Linked DNA regions of Homo sapiens: region 2 is linked to region 1. Evidence: chromatin loops called from intact Hi-C (ENCODE). Cell type or tissue: CD4-positive, alpha-beta T cell. All regions are shown on one strand. Each heading gives the region's core, and the rest is flanking DNA. Links, peaks and the distances in the headings are about the cores only. Region 1 overlaps CDK17 (cyclin dependent kinase 17). Region 2 overlaps ELK3 (ETS transcription factor ELK3).

Evidence for each region. A loop is a pair of places that touch in the nucleus more often than their neighbours do. Peaks named below come from ENCODE experiments on the same cell type or tissue, not always from the same donor. Only the 100,000 strongest peaks of a DNase experiment are listed, where the experiment ranks them.
Region 2: it touches region 1 in a loop (1.9-fold over the local background); 3 of 110 quality-filtered maps call a loop at or near these places.

What each region holds. Positions count from the first base shown.
Region 1 is chr12:96,301,293-96,306,681 of GRCh38, reverse strand. The region is part of intron 5 of CDK17 (cyclin dependent kinase 17); the gene reads left to right. It also overlaps the pseudogene RNU4-24P. Among named protein-coding and RNA genes, the nearest start is that of CDK17, 96 kb to the left of the region's middle. In CD4-positive, alpha-beta T cell, for the core only: a CTCF peak has its summit at 3,246; no DNase peak of the experiment used is centred there.
Region 2 is chr12:96,255,924-96,261,312 of GRCh38, reverse strand. ELK3 (ETS transcription factor ELK3) reads right to left here. Exons shown (of 5, transcript NM_005230.4): 4 at 1,460-1,582. Among named protein-coding and RNA genes, the nearest start is that of ELK3, 64 kb to the right of the region's middle. In CD4-positive, alpha-beta T cell, for the core only: no CTCF peak of the experiment used is centred there; a DNase peak (open chromatin) is centred at 2,672; H3K27ac peaks cover 162 bases.

The DNA of each region.
Region 1 (5,389 bases), core at 134-5,133:
CAAAGAGATCAGTTCTTCAGCATAGAAGTCTGGACCCTTGGTTTATGTGTAAAGGAGATGGGTAAAGATTAGGGATGGATAGAAAGGAGGTAGGAAAAGAAAAATATTCTTCACATGTACTAGACTTCATTTTTCCATGGATAATATACCCTTAATCTAAAAAATAAAATATTTTTTAAGGTAAAATGTAAAATTTAGCCTTGTCTTCTAAAAGTTTTAAACTTTCAATGTGTTGTTCTCATATATATATATAATTTTTTTTTTTGTACAAATTATTTGTAGAGACAGGGTCATACTATATTATCCAGGCTTGTCTTGAACTCCTGGCCTCAAGCAGTCCTCCCGCTTTGGCCTCCAAAATCACTGACATTACAGGTGTAAGCTACCTCTCCTGGCCTATTTTCATATTTTCTAATGGCAATATATAATGAGTAGTAAAAATAACATAAAACCTTTGCTTGAGTAGGAATTAAGAAACAATTCATTTTTCCTGGAGAAAGTTATACAGTAGGGCTGAATGGGTCTAATATAAATTTATGGTCATCAATCTCGCATAGATCCCCAGTGTTGTCTGGCTATCCCACTGTCTTTCTCTGATTAACTCTTCCTCTCTTACTGTAAGCAGATGATCTCTCTTCCTATATCATAAAAAAGAGAGAGGGCCAGATGTTGTGGCTCATGCCTGTAATCCCACCACTTTGAGAGGCTGAGGCAGGAGGTTTGCTTGAGCCCAGGAGTCCAAGACCAGCCTGGGCAACATAGTGAGACCTCCATCTTTACAAAAAATTAACAAAACTAGCCAGGCGTGGTGGCACACCTTTGTAGTCCCAGCTACTCAGTAGGTAGGAGGTGAGAAGATCACTTGAGCCCAAGAGGATGAGGTTGTGGTGAGCCATGATTGCACCACTGCACTCCAGCCTTGTCGACAGAGCAAGAGACCCTGTCTCAAAAAAAAAGGGGGTGGCCATTAACCGAAAACTCCCTCCTTTTCTGTATAACAAACTTGCAAATCTACCTATGCATATACCCATTCTGTTCTTTTTTGTTTTTAATCTTGAGAAGTTGTCCCCCTTACTATCCCATCTTTTCAGGATGCTTAAGACTATCTGTTATCCCTATAAACTGATGTGTGTTCAGTCTCCCATTTCTTACCTTAATCCTTTCCAGTGACTTTTTATTTACATAAACATAATTTTAGTTTTAGATTTACAGAAAAAATTACAAAAATTATATAGTTCTTCTATACCACATACCCAGTTACCATATTATTAACATTTTATATTACTTTAATACATTTGTCACAACTAAGGAACCAACATTGGTACATTACTAGTAACAAAACTCCATACTTTATTCAGATTTCACTAATTTTTTGTCAGTGTTGTTTTTCTGTCCCGATACTCCCTCCAGGATACCACATTACATTTAGTGATCATATGTCATGTTAAAAATATTGGCTATTGGATGGTGACGTGCTATTTAGTAGTCCTTTATGATTGATAAGAAATAAAACATTGTCAACATATTTAGTTAAATATTAGAATAGTGGCAAAGCCTATATGTAGATAGTCAGGATTCATCAGAGCTTCCTTGCCCTTACGATAATGGTATACCCAGTGGAAGTTTTGTGAGACTGAGTGCAGCTTCAATTATAATGGAGGTCATCCATATATAAAAATTTGTCTTATTGTATTCAAATTATAGGTTTATACATTTTAAGAGCATATGCCTTCCTAAACAATGAATGTTTGGATTCTTCATTCCTGGTTTTACCAATAGACTATATAGACCTTTCTTAATTCTCAGAGCAGGTGAGAAAATACAATCAAGTCCTTACATCTCTCAGCAATTAGAAATATAAGATGGAATGTGGGAGTGAGGTTCAAAGTCCCACAGAATTTACCTTTAGCATATTATGTACAGGAGTACAGGATTAAGGTGGTATTGTGGTGATGATAATAGCAATTTTTGTAAGACAAAGTGACTGAGTAGAATAGAGATTCTCAGTCTTTCCCCCTGCCCACCAAGTCTAAGGGATAAAACACATTTCTTTCGTTAACAGTAACTCGGTAATTCCCACAGAGAGGGAAATGAATGTTTGAAAAAGCCTCCCTCTTCCCCTGCTGTTTCTTTTTTGTTGTTTTTTGAGACAGAGTCTTGCTCTGTCGCCAGGCTGGAGTGCAGTGGCACGATCTTGGCTCACTGCAATCTCCGCCTCCTGGGTTCAAGCGATTCTTCTGCCTCAGCCTCCCGAGTAGCTGGGATTATAGGTATGCACCACCACACCCAGCTAATTTTTGTATTTTTAGTAGAGACAGGGTTTCACTATGTTGGCCAGGATGGTCTTGATCTCCTGACCTCATGATCCGCCCTTCTCGGCCTCCGAAAGTGCTGGGATTACAGGCATGAGCCACCGTGCCCGGCCCCGTTTCTTATGTATTAATATATACTCACTCTTAAAATGTCATCTATGGATCCTCTGTACATACAGAAGCTTCCCCCTTTATCTGTGGTTTCATTTTCCACAATTTCAGTTATGTGAGGTCAAACATAGTCTGAGGATAGGTGAATACAATGCCAGTATGATTATTTTGAGAGCAAGAGATAGAGACTGCATTCACGTAACTTTTATTACAGTGTATTATTATGGTTATTTGTTTTATTAGTTGATCTCTTACTCTGCAAAATTTATAAATTAAACTTTATCTTAGGAGTGTATTTAATATGTATAGGGAAAAACCTAGTACATACAGGTTTCAGTGCTGTCTGCTGTTTCAGGCATCCACTGGTGTTCTTAGAAGTATCCCCTGTGGATAAGGGGGACCTCTGGTGCTTCATTTGTTTTGAAGCTCAGCTAGAACAGCATCTCCAGCCTGTGATAGAGTAATTATGTTGCTAGATCCAAAGTAAACAAAAAGTTTCCCATAAGGCTTGGTATTGCTTACAAGTTACAGTGAATTCTAGGAAGACTATTATAAATTATAATTTAATTTATATATATATTTAGAATTTTCATGTGTTTATACTCTAAGAGCCATCTGAATAGGAATTTGCTTGGGGCTGTCAAAAAGTGAAGTATTTTCTTGGAACAGTGAAATATCAGAAAAAATTATCTTCATTTGTCTGGAAAGCAGCATTAAGGGGGCTCTTATATTACATGAAAATATAAGCTTTGAGCAGTGATAGTATCATACCCGAGGTTTATCCAAGGCACAGTTATTGCTAATTGAAAATTTTTCCCAAATACCCCCACCATGACAACTTGTGATTATAGTTGGCATTGGCAATTTTTGAGTTTCTGCAGAGACTGGAACAACAACATACACATTATAAAGCTTATTGTGCTATTTCTTTAGCTATTATTTCTGTTTCTGTGAAACTTTTAAAATATTCTAAAATAATCTAGGATGGAACTCAGGCTAGATTGTGAACTCATGAAAGTGGGAATCATGTCTGTCTTCTCTAGCACCTAACATTGTGCTGGGTAAATGTTGAATAAATGAGCTTTGTCCTCTGTCCTCTGAATAATTTCTGTAGGAGAGCACGTCAACAAGCTAGTCATTATATCTATTGTTAATCTTGTTGTGTTCAGCAAATAAAAATGCAAGCAAAATTTTCTAAAAATTTTATTTAAAGATTCAGTAAGTACTGTTTTGATGTAATCATTAAATCCTAAGTTGGAAATTACTAAATTGGGGGCTAAGCTTTTACTTTTTGAATTAGGATCTGACAGACAATTCACTAGTGTAATTGTGCCTTTGTCTGAATTCTCTGCCTGCCTGCCTGCCTGCATGGGTGGAATTCAGTAGTGTTGTTTATTTTATAGACTGATTATTCAAATTTAAACTTAACCTCTTACATATTTGTCTTTACAGTCTAATTTGTAGTCCATTTACATAGTCTTTAAAGCAAACCTCGACATTTTGTCATAGTAACCATTGGACCCTAGTGTATTTGATGTTTTAAGAACATAGTAGTATTCATTCATTTAAGATAAAAGGATTAATAAGAAAATTTCTCTACTCCTGAGAAGAAAAAATGCCTAGCTTACAGTCTTATTTCCCGTGTGCTTCTCATTGTTATAATGACATTTTAAATATTTTTTTCAGGAACATTCATTCTTTTGTTCATACTAGTTTGCATTTATTCTCAATATAGTGTTTTTTCCCCCATAAAAGATGACACAAAACTTAAAATTCATGGCAAAAATGCGGTAGTTCCATATTCATGAATTTAAGCACCTAAATTCCAGAGATAAGTATCAGAATAAAGATATTTTATTAGTTTCTGTGATCTTGGCAAGTAGCCTTTTTTATGGAGTAAAGTATTTAAGATCATATATAAATAGGCTATATAAAACATATATAAATTAAAAGATTATTCGTAATCAGACTGTCATGTACCAGATAGTGGGCTATTTGCCATGTTTTTCATACTGATTTTAAAAACTTCACTTGTATTTTAAAAATGTTATCTATTGTAGTTTTACTTCTTTATTTTGCATAGTTATTGATACTAGAAAGCGAAGGACTTAATACTGAGTCATGTTCAAGACAATACATGGATGAATAGTGTATGATGGTCGTAAAACTTCATTTTTAAAATTTAATGTTTTATGAAAAACGTCATAGGAAAATGTCATAGAATGCAAAAATAATTTTTCATTCATTCAATAATACCTGTGACCAAAGTTTTAATTAGTTTACTAAAATTGAATTAAGTACTATTGGACGTGCAGTTTTCCACATGGCTTTTAATATGATACATATCATTGTAACAAAAAGATAAAAACAGTTATTTTGAGGGGCCTCTGCTACTTTTGGCCATTCAGCTTTGGATAATTTATCCTATTGTCTGAAATGGTAAGTGATGCAAGTCTAATTACCAAGGATTATTTTAATTTTATTCCACAGTTCCAAGGAAAATTGCGTATTTAGACCTCTAGAGTTTGACTAAATCACAACGTTTAATCATCTGGCATAATTTATACACCTTTGAGAACTGAGATTATGTATTAAAAAACATTATTTCCTTTAACTGGCTTTTTATTTAAGGGCATTAGCACCATTCTAAGCAAGTGGATCTTTCTTTAGATTATCATTACCTTTTCCATTATCTATAAAGGGGTACTAGAAAGCAACTTTAAGAAAATTCTTTTCCCATTCTGTTTTACTTTTTAAAATATTTCTGCTCTCTCAGTCCCTAGTTTTCAATCTATCTAAAAACAAATTTTCCTAAATTTTGTGTTAAGGTTTTTTCTTTTTCATTTTAAATATTGTGTTTGTATTACATATTTAGGTATATTTCATGTACCCTGTTTATCATCTCCATACACAATAGTCAGGCGAGCTCAAGTTTTAAAAGCAAGGCTTTTAAGAACTCACTTTTA
Region 2 (5,389 bases), core at 154-5,153, 45 kb after region 1:
ATGGGAATAAGGGCTGTGAAAGAGATAGAAACCCAATTACTCCAAGGATATGGTCACTTCATGACACCCTACCCTAACTCCACTAGGAAACCAAAGAAGCAAGATGGCAATCAAAACCTCTTTAGCTCCACCCTTACAAAGAGACCCTGAATCCCAGCATGTACAGCTCCTGGCACAGAGGAGGTACTCAGCAGACATTAACCTTGACAAGCAAAATGACCAGCTCAGATGATCATGAAGACTTGCTATTAATACTGGCCTTTCTCAGACTTCTCTTTGTGAATTCATTTAGACAGTCAATTATTACTGAGCCTCACTTGTGTACCAAGCCATGTGCCAGATGCTGGGGACACCACAGTGAACAGGATTCCATTCTGGTCTCGAGGGCCCATAGTTTAGTGAGAAAGATTGCCAGATCAACAGGCAATCATAATACAAAGTGCCACGTGCTAGATGAAATGGTATCCAAAGAGCTGCAACTAACTTGGGGTAAGCCACACTGTGGGGCACAGGATACAGGCAGGGACGATGAGAAAAGCTAGAATTTGGGAAAGAGGGAGTTTGCACTGGGTCCACCTTTTCTTCAGTCCTGTCCCTAGGATTCTTTCCACCTGCACTCAACATATTCAAACAGTAACACCTTAATCAGTGAGTAATGATCTATGGGTCTCAAGGAGGAAATACTGATTTCTCCATGATAGCAAGTGACGGTCCTGCAAGATTCTGGTGTGTGAATGAATAATGAAGGTGCTCGCCTAGTATGGAGAGTTCTATAAGATAAAGCAGCTAAGTCTTCATTATTTTTTAACCAAATGCCCTGGATTCTCCTTTTTCATTACAGAACAAGGAGAACTTAATGATGATTCATAAAATGATGCAAGTAATTTTTCTATCCCAGGATGGGGAAATTGTTCACTATTTTTATTTTCACTTTATGTCAAACAAGTTGCTACATTAACTAGGAGGATTAATATTTTAAAGTCTTTTGTGGACTTTTATAAATAATAATATTTATTTTCATTTTATTTTAAATATAGATGGGGTCTTGCTGTGTTGCCCAGGCTGGTCTCAAACTCCTGGGCTCAAACAATCCTCCCACCCTCAACCTCCCAAAGTGCTGGGATTACAGGTGTGAGCCATCACACTGGCCTAAAGAATAATTCTTAAAGTTTTGCCTTTTCCTTAATAAATTTCCTGTTTTCATAGACAAATGAAAATATGCAAAACACTTTAAGAACTAATTGTTCCACGTATGGGTGTCTGGCATGAGTCTGCAATTTCTGCCTCAATGAAAATGTCTGCCTCTGAAGGGCGTGCAACCCCACTAACATGAACCCCCTCTGGACATTTAATATTTCAACTCAACATATGGCAAAACTCACCGTTACCTCTGCAGGATTTAGAGAAAAAACCATCCCTCAGAAGCTTAATGTTCAAAAGTTCATTTCCAAACGCTCACCTGGAACAGCGTGCTTGGCCCTTGCAGCCTGGCAGGACTCAGCGGAGCAACTGGACTAAGGCTGCTCCAGAAATGTATGCTGGAGAGCAGTGGACTCGGAGTCAGAAGCAATCCATTTGGTGTCTGGGAAGTAAAGCAAACAGACTTCTTCATATAGGTTCACCTGACTTGGGCCATGATCAACAGAGCAGCAGAGAGAGGTTAGGTAGGCTAGGCATGGGCCAGGAAACGACCTTACCATCTCAGGAAAACTGGCAACGTTAATTCTGAGGGGCTGTGAACAGTTTAATTTTAATTTTCTTTTCTTTTGGAGACAGTCTCGCTCTGTCACCCAGGCTGGAGTGCAATGGCGCGATCTTGGTTCACTATAACCTCCACTTCCTGGGTTTAAGCGATTCTCCTGCCTCAGCCTCCCAAGCAGCTGGGATTACAGGCACCCACCACCGACTAATTTTTGTATTTTTAGTAGAGAAGGGGTTTCATTACGTTGGCCAGGCTGGTCTCGAACTCCTGACCTCAAGTGATCTGCCCACCTCAGCCTCCCAAAGTGCTGGGATTACAGGCGTGAGCCACCATACCTGGCTGGCTAGTTTTCTTCAATGCTAATTTTATTAACACTTTTTTCATAAAGGAAAAAGGTATTGACACATTACCTTCCCTAAACATTCTGGTGGAAAATTCAAGTTTGTATCAACTTTCGTCCGAATGGTTTGTTAACTTGTTCCCCTTCCCAGATTAAACAAGGATTAGTATACAAACAAAATAGGATCCCATAAAGGGGCTTTAATTCTTCTTATCTATATTTTCCTGTGTTTCTACAGTGGACATCTATTACTTGGGTTACGAACACACGTTTTTAAATGGTCTCCATATCAACAGCTGTTAAGGCTTTGGGATTTGCTGTTAAAATACCCTGTAGCAGCCTCTTCAGAAGCTCTGAGCCGGGTTTTCCAGATTCCTTCCGGATGTGGAGTTGATGAGAATTCATTGCCCTGGCAATGGTTTGGGTGGGGGCAGGGAGGGCCCTTTCTTGTCAGATTGGGTATAAAGCCAAAACCCTGGGTTTCCCAGGGGAGTTCCAAGGACTGAATTTCTTGCACACACACAGCAGGAGTCCTGGCCTGCAAGCCAGCAGGAGGGCAGAAGAAACACCCGCCCAGCTGCTAAGTCTGCATGGCTTTTATTCTCAGTGGAGACAAACTCCCCGGCCCAGGGTGGTTTTGTACCTTTGGTGACTAGAAGGAGTCCCTCAGTGGTTTTGTGATGTCAATAAGGTGCTTTGTGTAAGAAGAACCACAGCAAAGGCGCCAGCCTTTCAGACTGCACCATGCTGGATGCTAAAGTGTTATTTTTTCCTAGAATTGGCCTCCGTAGCATCATTAATTACCAACAGCATTTGGCTTAAACCTAAATTGAAAGGTCTGCTCTGTTCAGCAGAATGGAGACAAACATCCAAAGTTCCTCAAACTGTGAAGCTGCTGAAATGTAAACACATTTATACCAAATTATTTGAGTCGTTGGTTCCATGGCATTTCCTACATACTGAATGACCTATGAGGTTACTAGAATAAATACATGTTTTGAATAAGCTTCCCATTTGTTCTAGTCCAAGGCAATTTCACAAGCATGCCAGGCCATCTGGCCTAACAGTTAAAACTTCACGGCTCAGCATGAGCTCTGCCAGGGTTCCAATCTCAGAACCACTACTTCCCAGCCAGGTAACCTCAGGCAAGCCACCTAACCTCTCTCTGTCTCAGTTGCCTCATCTGTAAAATGGGGAGAATAAAAATGCCCACGTTACAGGGTTGTTGGGAAGATTAAATAAGCTGATCTACTGCAAGCTCTTATAAGATATGTGCCTGGCATATAGAAATGCTCAACAAGTGCCAGAGGCAGTTATCTGGCTAGGTACTTCATACATGTTTTTGAATGAATAAATGGATTGGTAATTAATTGAAAGTATACATGACATACTTACTAAACGTACTTCATCTATGTGAGGGAGAAATTCTCAACTGTATACAGAGAAGGACTTAATCCTCTGAAACAGACCAACTCAACTGAGTCAGCCTGGACTTGGAGGCTACTGTCAGTTGTGTTAGGCTCAAGGCCACAAGCTCAGGTGTTCTGAAAACTAATATTTGCATGTTACTCTGGAGCAAGGTTCCAACCTCAATATGTCACATTAACATTTAATAACCAGTGTGTTCAAGGCCTCCTAGTTTATCCATCAATGAAGGCTCTCAAAGCTTTAAAGAGACAATCTTCTAAACCACAAAACACAGCTATCCTTCTCTCCTCCATGGCCATCATATGCCCATTCCTTTTTAATCCTCTAAGCAATGTACAAGGTCTAGAATTTCTATTTCTCTGGTCTAAAACGTATACCCATGTCTGGATTTGAGATGTTTGCACATTTGTTTCTTAGGAATACAGGATGTACTCAGACTACTGTAGCCTTCTTGTTTCTCATCTTTAATATGTCTGAAATGTCTTCTATAATATATGCAAATAAACACTGTAAAATGATTTCATTCCCTCCTCTCCCTTCTATCCCTGAAGTTCTCCCTGAAAATCCTGTGGCCTTAAAGAACCATGTGGTTGCTTTTTTAAGGAAAGTTCCTATAACACCTGCTCTGGGTTATCTCCGGGACAGTGTGAGACTTCACAGCCTCTCTCCACACGCTCCTGGAGTCAGGCAGAGTGGGCTGAGCCTGAGGGCCAAGGGCTAAAGAAGCCACAGCAAAAAGTGCTGTTTTCTTTCCTTCCCCAAAGACAGTCTCGTTTTAACAAGCATGGCAGATAAGGAGCTCCTGATCCCACGGCTGCTGGGAAAGGAGATGCCACAGGCAATGCATTTGCAAAGAGTAAGACCCTCATCCCAAGATCCCCTTTTCATTTTCCCCACTCAGTTCATCTTCCACTTCCACTTCATAGAGTCTCCTAAAAAGCCTGCACATCTGAGCTCGCCAGGGTGAGCTGGCATCCAGGCATGCCCACCTGTGCACCCCTGCCCCGGCCCGCTGCCTCCTCCTCTTGCCTTCCTCTGCCCATCAAAATGCCACCTCCTCCAAGGACACTTTCCTGATCTCCCCTCAACCAGATGGGATTTCTTATTTCTGAATCTTTGTAACACTTTGTGACCATTTTTTTCTTAACATTTAACATGTTCTGCCTCCTATTATGGTGATTGGCACATTTTTCTTATTCTTTCTGTAGCCTTTAAGGTATCTGCTCATCTTTATTCCTCCTGTACTTTCATCTCCTAAATACCAATGAACTGAAGCCATCTGCAGCTCTAGCTGGGTCCCCCCTGGCTTATCGCTTGTTGGGCATCTCCACTTGGATGCCCCACCATGCTCCAACTTCATGAAGCTCAGCACCTTTCCACATCAGTGTTTCTTAAGACTCTTCCCCTTCTGTCAACAGGACCACCGTGTAGGCACTGCCTCAATAAATACTGACCGAGAGTGCAAACTATGTTTCAGGTGCCACAGATGAGGATAAAACAAGACATAAACCCTGCATGCACAGCCCCATTTACCACCCGCATCCCAGGCCCCACCATGCAAAATGCCTTCCGATAACTGCAAGCTCCGGACATAGCCTCTGGAGGAGTCCCACAACTCAGTCTCCTGTTTATCCCTCATTTCCATTCCTGCTGCATCCAAGCCCCTATCACCTTACAGATGGCATTCCACAACAGCTGCCCAGGCCAGTCCACCTGCCTCCGGTCTCCCCATCTATTCTGTACCCCATCGCCAAATCAACCACCCTCAAACACTGAGTTCACTCAACATTCAGTCACCATTTCAGAAAGGATGTGATGTCCTCCTTAGCCCCAGATTTGAGGTTCCCCATAATCTGGGTTCACACACTTGCTAACTTCTGAGGACTAAGCTCTCATTTTTTATCTTGCCCAAATTCCTA